Regions from separate parts of the Homo sapiens genome. Here region 2 is linked to region 1. The links are chromatin contacts, found by Hi-C or POLR2A ChIA-PET in ENCODE. All regions are on one chromosome and are shown on one strand. Each heading gives the region's core, a stretch centred on a gene start or an enhancer-like site at or near the end of the contact. The rest is flanking DNA. Distances are from core to core; before and after follow the strand shown. Region 1 holds the start of CSRNP2 (cysteine and serine rich nuclear protein 2). Region 2 holds the start of PFDN5 (prefoldin subunit 5).

Evidence for each region. A loop is a pair of places that touch in the nucleus more often than their neighbours do. ChIA-PET counts read pairs that join two places held with the same protein, here RNA polymerase II (POLR2A). Pooled maps may share reads with other maps.
Region 2: a loop to region 1 is called in a pooled map, with 4 times the contacts of the local background. The contact joins the promoter of PFDN5 here to the promoter of CSRNP2 in region 1. A Hi-C loop is called at or near these places in 2 of 50 pooled maps. POLR2A ChIA-PET finds 5 or more read pairs at or near these places in 2 of 52 experiments (A673 and activated CD4-positive, alpha-beta T cell).

Annotation. Positions count from the first base shown.
Region 1 is chr12:51,080,371-51,085,030 of GRCh38, forward strand. CSRNP2 (cysteine and serine rich nuclear protein 2) reads right to left here and starts at 3,226. Exons shown (of 5, transcript NM_030809.3): 1 at 2,969-3,226. RefSeq lists a silencer at 2,788-3,277 and an enhancer at 3,651-4,277.
Region 2 is chr12:53,293,648-53,297,790 of GRCh38, forward strand. It overlaps PFDN5 (prefoldin subunit 5), which reads left to right and starts at 1,895. Exons shown (of 6, transcript NM_002624.4): 1 at 1,895-1,992; 2 at 2,192-2,294; 3 at 2,597-2,628. The coding sequence starts at 1,921. RefSeq lists enhancers at 1,578-2,117, 1,603-2,802.

The sequences.
Region 1 (4,660 bases), core at 1,976-4,475:
GCCCGCAGGAGTATCAGTTATCTTTAGGTTACTTTTTGTGAACTTGGATGCAGCAAGGATTGCTGGCTGCTTGTTCTATTCTCCTCTTTTTCTGTGTTTTCTCTACTTCTGGAATAGTGGTTTCTGGGCAATGATAGGAGATAGGTAAGAAAGAAGGAAAAAGATGTGACACCTAGGAGAAAAGTATTTTCCTTAAGCTGTCTGAGAATAACTGGAACCTATGGCTATGTGTGTAAATAACATGTATACTGACTTATGGTCAAACTCTTCCATTCACATGGATGGCACTCAGGGAAATCCTCAAGGACTCCTCTCTTCACCCTACCCAGGCTCTGTTAGCAGCATTTTCTCTGACATTAGCTCCACCATTTTTTTAAAAAGAAAAAAGATTATGTCCCAACAACAATGTAAGATTAAATTTCAACCCAGCTCCCCTTGTCCAACTCTCTGATATGAACTCGACTTTTAGATGAAGATGTTCACTGGGCACCAAGAACAAACCTCCTGTTCACTTCCATGGTGCCCTGAAGAAATCCTTCTTTGGGAGGCTGAGGCAGGAGAATTGCTTGAGGCCAGGAGTGCAAAACCAACTTGGCCAACATAGCAAGACCCTGTCTCTGTATTTTCAAAAAATTGGCCCGGCATGGTGGCACATGCCTGTAATCCTAGCACTTTGGGAGGCCAAGGCGGGCAGATCACTTGAGGCCAGGAGTTCAAGACCAGCCTGGCCAACATGGCAAAACCCCACCTCTATTAAAAATACAAAAACTAGCTGGGCATGGTGGTGTGAGCCTGTCGTCTCAGCTACTTGGGAGGCTAAGGCGGGAGGATTGCTTGAACCCAGGAGGCAGAGGTTGCAGTGAGCTGAGATTGTGCCACTGCACTCCAGCCTGGGTGACAGAGCCAGACCTGCCTAAAAAAATAAAATAAAATAAATAAAAATAAATTTTTTAAAAAAATAAATCTTTCTTTGCAATAGTAACAGAATAGTTTCCATACTTTCCAATTCATCAAATTAATCTTTCAAACTACAACTAGAAAAATCAGTCATTCCTACCTCTCTCAATTATTCATTGGTAGAGGATCAATGCCTGTGTTCAAGAGATACACTTGTAAGTTTTAGCACCTAGGAATGCAGGTAAAAACCGACAGTTAACTGTCAAAATGACCAACTCAACAAATGCTTTTGGAGAAAATAATGCAACTCTCTTTAAAGCTTTTAAATGCCAGTGAAATGAAAGGTCAGCTGACACTTTCTGGCTACATGTCTAATGGTCTTTTCTCAAGAGTTTCTAGCTGAACATTTTCCAAAGTTATATGAAATAGTTAAGATCCAGAGCACAGAATACATCAGGCTAGCACCTAATAAACAGTTCCACCAGAATATGTATATTTTAGTACTAGATCTAAGTTTTTTTCAGGCCTAAAAGGATTCCTATAACCACCAAAACAAACAAACAAACAAACAACAACAACAACAAAAAAAAACAGCATATGTGAGAGCAGCAAGAGGGACTGCCCAGGCAAAATTTTCTGGAAGAATCTATTTGCAAAGTTTAGGTAATATAAGTCTCTTTCTTAAATGAGTCCAAAGTAATAAGCTACATCTCACAGGAGAAAGCCTCTTCACTTGACTGGAACCCAACCTTCTGCTAAAGGTCAAGGAATCAAAACCTCCAGTAAGATGGTCAGGGCTACCATCTGTAGCTGGGTTGGAAGGAAGGCTTGCTGCTGTGTTACCATAAACCTGAATAAAATGACCTGCCCTGTTTCTCCTTTTACAAGATACTGTGGTTGTTTCTCATATACCATGAATTTCATGGATCCATGTGTCTTTGTGATCACCAGGATCATGAACTTACAAAGCACCCAAGTGAAAACCCCCCGCTTAAGTTAGGTGTTTAAAGAAAGCCGTGCACTCACCACCCCCACTCCCCGATTTTTACCCATTCACTAACACAAGGTTAGAATTTTCCATGCCTAAACTACCATCGTGTGGAAGACAGATCTTTGTGGGAACTGGAACATGATGCTGCATTAACTCTCAAGGATATCCAGTCATTTATAACACCGGCACAACCAACATCCTGGCTTTGTGGATTTGCAAGACAGAAAGCCAGTGAAGAAAAAAATCTGAACTATGAATTTACCTTGAACTGAAAACTGCAGGACAAGGGGACAGTGTTGTCTTGTGGGGATAACTTCTAGCATTTCATTCTGAAGAACAGTTTGTGTGTCACACTGCCACTCTCAACCCCTTTAAAAGGATGAATCAAGACCACAGCACTAAAAGGGACGGGTGGCAGTTGGCTGCGTAATTGGGCCTATGAAAAAAGATCAAGCTAGCAACCAGGGCAATTGATGCTTTCATTTTCCCACACGACGCCAGAAATATGGGAGACATCAGGAACCGGAGCGAAGGGACATGTCAAGTCACCAGTTCCTTTTAATGAACACTCCTGCCGAACCCTTCAGCTCTCGGCCCACTTCCCTCTGATTCCTGCTAACCTTCCCGCTCATTCCAATCCTCTGCAGCCCCTACCCAGCCTTCCGCATCCCTTCCTGCCTGCTACTCACAAATTCCCAACCACTCCTCCCACATTTTCCTCTGTTCCCCCTCCCCTTCCTTCACTTTCCTCCATCCTACATCATTCTCCACTCCATTCCGAACTCAATCCTCATCTGCAATCCTGCAGGCTTCCAAGCCGCCCATCGGTCTCCCGCGAGCTGCCCCCGCAGTCCGGGCCAGCGTCCTCGGTGCCCCTCGCTCCCACGCCTCTTCCCGACTCGGTTCCTTCCCAACGGCACCCGACCTCCCCGCCCCCCGACCGCTCCCGTCCGAGCCTCTCATTTCTGACCCCTCCATCCGCACGGCTCTGGGCTTGACCACTCCTCCACGGCCGCCCGAGGGCCGATCCCGAGAAAGGACGAGGCGGCACCCTCCGCCCCGCACCCCTAGGCCCATTACCGGCCCCGCCGCAGCTGCCTCCTCCCGTGATGGTCTCTGCCGCCCCCGCTGCCGCCGCCGCCCTAGCCCGGTGGGAAGGAGGGAGGAGCGAGCGAGTCCCGGGCCCCGCGGCGACGGCCGGGGAGCTCCCAGGGCGGCAGGGCGGGGAGGGAGGGCGGTGGGCAGCCCAGCCGGCAGGCAGAGAGGGCCGGGCGTCTCCGGCAACTCGGGCGCCCCCGGCAGCAGACGCCCAGAACCGCCCCGGCTCCGGCTAACAATAGGATCCGGCCGCAGCGCACTGGCTCTTATAGGCGCCGGCACGTCCTGACCGAGACCCGGGGCTGGCTGGGAAATGGAGTCTACGGGCCGGCCCACACCCAGCAGCATGCCGGGAGTTGTAGGCGGTAACTGCTGCAAAGCCGAAGCCGGCGCGCAAACCGGCTCCCGAGGCGGCAGCTCTGCTGCAACCTTTTAATGGGGGAAGAGAGGAGACTCAGCTACAGATCTTAAATAAACGAATTCTCCTCCAAAGCTCCCTTTTTCTTTCGTGTCCTGACCACACGCCATTAGGAACATGATCCCCCCTTCTCCTCGCTCATGGGGTCTTAGTCTTCAGCAATATGACTTATTGCAGCCTGCGCAGGTTATAAAGAATACAAGCAATATCTTGAGTTATCTACTTATATGAGGGAGTGCTTTGAGTGTTTTCTTTAAAAAAAAAAAAATTGCTGCCGGGCGCGGTGGCTCACGCCTGTAATCCCAGCACTTTGGGAGGCCGAGGTGGGCGGATCACGAGGTCAGGAGATCGAGACCAACCTGGCTAACAAGGTGAAACCCCGTCTCTACTAAAAAATACAAAAATTAGCCGGGCGTGGTGGCGGGCGCCTGTAGTCCCAGCTACTCGGGAGGCTGAGGCAGGAGAATGGCGTGAACCCGGGAGGCGGAGCTTGCAGTGAGCCGAGATCGCGCCACTGCACTGCAGACTGGGCGAAAGAGCGAGACTCCGTCTCAAAAAAAAAAAAAAAAAAATCTTCTCAACTTTGCAAACTAATTTATTTATTTAAATAGAAAAGGGGTTTTCGCCATGTTGCCCCGGCTGGTCTTGCACTCCTGGGCCCAGGCGATCCGCCCGCCTCGGCCTCCCAAAGTGCTGGGATTATACGCATGAGCCACCGCGCCCTTCCGCAACCTATTTTTAAGAAAGGGCGCCAGGCGCGGTGGCTCATGCCTGTAATCCCAGCACTTTGGGAGGCCGAGGCGGGCGGGTCATGAGGTCAGGAGTTCGAGACCAGCCTGACCAACATGGTGAAACCCTGTCTCTACTAAAAATACAAAAATTAGCCGAGGGTGGTAGCACGTGCCTTTAATCCCAGCTCCTCGGGAGGCCGACCCAGGAGAATGGCTTGAACCCGGGAGGCGGAGGTTGCAGTGAGCCAAGACTGCACCATTGCCCTCCAGCACGGTCAACAAGAGCGAAACTCCGTCTCAAAAAAAAAAAGAAAAAGAAAAAGAAAAAAAAGGGGAAAACCAAGATTAAGAAGTCAAAAGTTGTATGTGATTTGCCAAGGACACATAGCCTTGGTTTCTTCTTTGTTGTCTTTCCCTTGAACTATAAGGCTCGGCAAGCTCGAGCTGCATTCTCTTGTCCCCCGACCCCCACCCCGCCCCCTCATTTTGTTCTGTCATCTTGTTTGCTTCTACTTTCCCCCTTCC
Region 2 (4,143 bases), core at 645-3,144, 2.2 Mb after region 1:
GCGTAGTTTATCTGAGAACATTTAAAGACACGGCATGACTGCCCCCTTCCTACTATGTGGTACTGTAAGCTGACAGGAACAGGTTACAGCAGATCAAGTTTGAGTGCTTGGGGAAGAAAGGCAAAGACACAGGACAAAGCCTGCTGGGCCTGGCTGGGCCTCAGCAGACAAATCTGGAGGAGAAAGGGGCATCAAAATGCTAAGTAGAGACAGGCCCAAGGAAGGGTAGTGATAGACCCTTTGAGAGTGTTTTGGCCAGGTACCATCCGTCCGTCCTGTCTTCCTGCCGCAGGTATCTTTGGAGTGGCACTAGTGTTTTGTTTTTTGTTTTTGTTTTTTTTTGAGACAGAGTCTTGCTCTGTTGCCCATGCTGGAGTGCAGTGGCGCAATCTCGGCTCACTGCAACCTCTGCCTGCTGGGTTCAAGCGATTCTCCTGCCTCAGCCTCCTGAGTAGCTGGAACTACAGGCACATGCCGCCACGTCCCACTAATTTTTGCATTTTTAGTAGAGACAGGGTTTCACCATATTGGCCAGGCTGGTCTCGAACTCCTGACCTTGTGATCCACCCTCCTCAGCCTCCCAAAGTGCTGGGATTACAGGCGTGAGCCACCGCGCCCAGCCATGGCACTAGTTTTAATGCCTCAGTTGCCCTGCCTGCCTCCTAAGTAGATGTTAAAGGCTACTGCTGTCTGCCCATGTACACCTGTTACACTTACCAATGTGTAACTTTAGCAGTAGAGTCTGTGGATCTGTGGAGTTCTAGTGTGGTTTTTCTCTCCAATTGTTAAGCTCAAGGGAAGCAAGTATCTTACACTCTCACGTATCCCTCACATACAGCACATGGTAAAACCTTTTTTTTTTTGAGACAGAGTCTAGCTCTGTTGCTAGTGTGCACAATCACAGCCTACTGCAGCCTCAACTCTCCAGCTCAAGCGATCCTCCCACCTCAGCCTCCCATGTAGCTGGGACTACAGGCGTGTGCCACCAGCCCGGCTAATTTTTGTATTTTTTGTGGAGACGGGGTGTCGCCGTGTTGCCCAAGCTGGTCTCAAACTCCTGGGCTCAAGCAATCTGTCCTTCTCGGCCTCCCAAAGTGCTGGGATTGCAGGCGTGAGCCACCATGCCCGGCCAAAATATTTTATTGATTAATTTGTGCTGTACTTGGTTGACAATGGCGCTTCCTTGCTGTTCTCCCACCACCTCACTGGCAACGGGTGATAAACCCTTTTTCAGATCCTACTACGTGTCAGCCTACTTCCGGCTGGGGGAAGATGGTTATAGCGAGAGGGGAAGAATTGGTTCAGTGATGAGAACATGGTTGGTTCCTGCCTTCGACAAGCTTTCAATCTAATGCCTGTTTTTTTCCAAGGACAATTCAGAACGGTCTGACAAGGGATTTTTTTTTTTTTCCTGCCTTTCGGCCTCAGAGGCCATCTGGGAAAAAGAGTTTAGAATTTCCCTGCCATTTCCATGCCGTGCTGGGAGGAACATTTGAAATCGGGCCTGGCGGGGTACCAGCAGGCAGCAATAGCAAGCGGGGTGGAGAGGAGCAGGGCCAGGCCCCCGAGCCGTCGCCATGGCAATCCAGCCTGCTTTCCAGTAGCTTATACCACCCACGTGGAGTAGCATACACTACTTTGTAATATCGTGGTTGTGTCGTGAGAACTTTAAGATTTTGCAGTTCCTTGTAGGCAGGAGTCCTGTTTGCTGCTACTTTACAATACTAGGCTTAAGACATTTTATGAAATGAACTCACACAACAGTCTCTGAGAGGCTCAAGCCCCTCCTTCCCTTCCGGGACGGAGGATCATAGAGCTGTCTGGCGCAGCGAGGCCTCCCGGCGCCACCGAGACGCGCAGAGGACGGCTAGAGCGTTGCTCGCCGAGAGACTTCCTCTTCGTTAAGTCGGCCTTCCCAACATGGCGCAGTCTATTAACATCACGGAGCTGAATCTGCCGCAGCTAGAAATGCTCAAGAACCAGCTGGACCAGGTGGGGACGGGCCCCAGAGGCACCTCTTTCCTGCTCTACATCCCCCTTGCCCACGCGTACTTCTCGCGCCCGGTTCCAAGTTGGCAGCCTACCTTTCCCAGGCGAAACCTCTATCCGATCCCAGGACCTGCCCCCTCCCCGGCCGCGCTCCTTTCTCCCCTTAGTCCTCTCATTGACCCGCTATCCCGGTCCTCTGTAGGAAGTGGAGTTCTTGTCCACGTCCATTGCTCAGCTCAAAGTGGTACAGACCAAGTATGTGGAAGCCAAGGACTGTCTGAACGTGCTGAACAAGAGCAACGAGGGTATGGGGTAGGCGGGTGAGGGTAACCTAAAGTGGCGAACCTGCTTCTCTCGTCCCACCTCCTAACCCAGTTTTTCTTACCTGAAACGAGAAAATCCATTACATATCGTATACCGCTTCATGAACCCTTTGCATGTTGCCTGCCTAGAATTGAAAAGTACAGGACATTCCTCTGCTCCTATTGCCCCTGTTTCCGTTCTTTTCACACTGTCTGTGGGTGCTGTGCCCTGTTGGAACTCTCTTTAACGTCTTACGTTGGAGCCGCTAACCTTCCCCAGGTGTTTGTCTTCATTGCTTTCACAGGGAAAGAATTACTCGTCCCACTGACGAGTTCTGTATCCTTTCCACAGGAACGGCTACCTGCTGCCTTCTCCCTTTCTCCTTCACTCCCCCAAAAAGCGGGGAGGGGGATTGTTTTGATTACTTCAGATTACCCTCTCCTCACAATGATTTTGAGGATACCCTTTTTTTTTTTCTTTCTTTTTTGAGACGGAATTTCGCTCTGTCGCCCAGGCTGGAGCGCAATGGTGAGATCTTGGCTTACTGCAACCTCCGCCTCCCGAGTTCAAGAGATTCTTCTGCCTCAGTCTCCCGAGTAGCTGGGACTTTAGGTACGCGCCACCACGACCGGCTAATTTTTGTATTAATAGTAGAGTTGGGGGTTTCACCATATTGGCCAGGCTAGTCTCGAACTCCTGACCTCGTGATCCGCCTGCCTCGGCCTCCCAAAGTGCTAGGATTACATTACAGGCGTGAGCCACTGCCCCCGGCCAAGAATACTCTTATTACACACTTTGTAGCTCTTTTATCTGACTTCACACCAACATCCAGCTAATGTCTTGTGAACACCAAGGAGTATGTATAGTTGAGATGTAATATTTCCCTTTGCTGTTTGAGAACATTAATATGGAGATAAAGCTGGTGGTTTACACTTTGCTAATATCTTAGAAGATACAGGCAATAGACAAAAATAGGAGGATATAGAAACAGGGAGCTTGGCTCTGTTAATCTTCAACTTCAGCTTAATTGTGGCTCATTTCTAAACTGTCACTAAGAAACCTGGATTGTGTTCACTTGTTCAGTGTTTTATTTGAATGAGCAAGTTATGGCAGTAGGGCATCTTTAATCTGTAGTCTCAGAACTGACAGGCTAAAAGGAACACAGGAATAGTAGTGTGTAGTAGGGAATGGTTTAAAAAAAAAAATTAGCCAGGCACAGTGGTTCACGCCTGTAATCCCAGCACTTTGGGAGGCCAAGGCTGGCAGATCACCTGAGGTCAGGAGTTAGAGATCGGTCTGGCCAACATGGTGAAACCCTGTCTTTACTAAATATACAAAAATTAGCCAGGCGTGGTGGCACATGCTTGTAATCCCAGCTACTCCGGCGACTGAGACAGGAGAATTGCTTTAACCCGAGAGGCAGAGGTTGCAGTGAGCCGATAGCGGGCAATTGCACTCCAACCTGGGCGATAGAGCGAGACTCTGTCTCAGAAAGCAAAAAACAAACAAAACATTGACTTTGTCAGGAATTAGCTACTTCATGATTGAGGGCATTAAGGGAAATGAGGCTGGCTTTTTACTTGTAGTACTCTACAACAGTAGGAAAACATGTCTAGTCTTTCTGGAGGGGCTAATGGGAAGAATTGCAAGAACTGCTTAGAGAGTGAGAGATGGGATGAGGCAGGACAAGAGGGTGTTCCAGCATACATCATTTTCTCCTTAAAGAACCAACTTCTCTGTCTTCTTTCCATTTGGAGTTATAGGTATTGTTCTAAGGCCTCCAGATTATTCAGTCCTTATGCCTTGTAGCTTTTTGGAAAAAGAGGGTCTTTGGAGGCCAAGCAGGCTGGC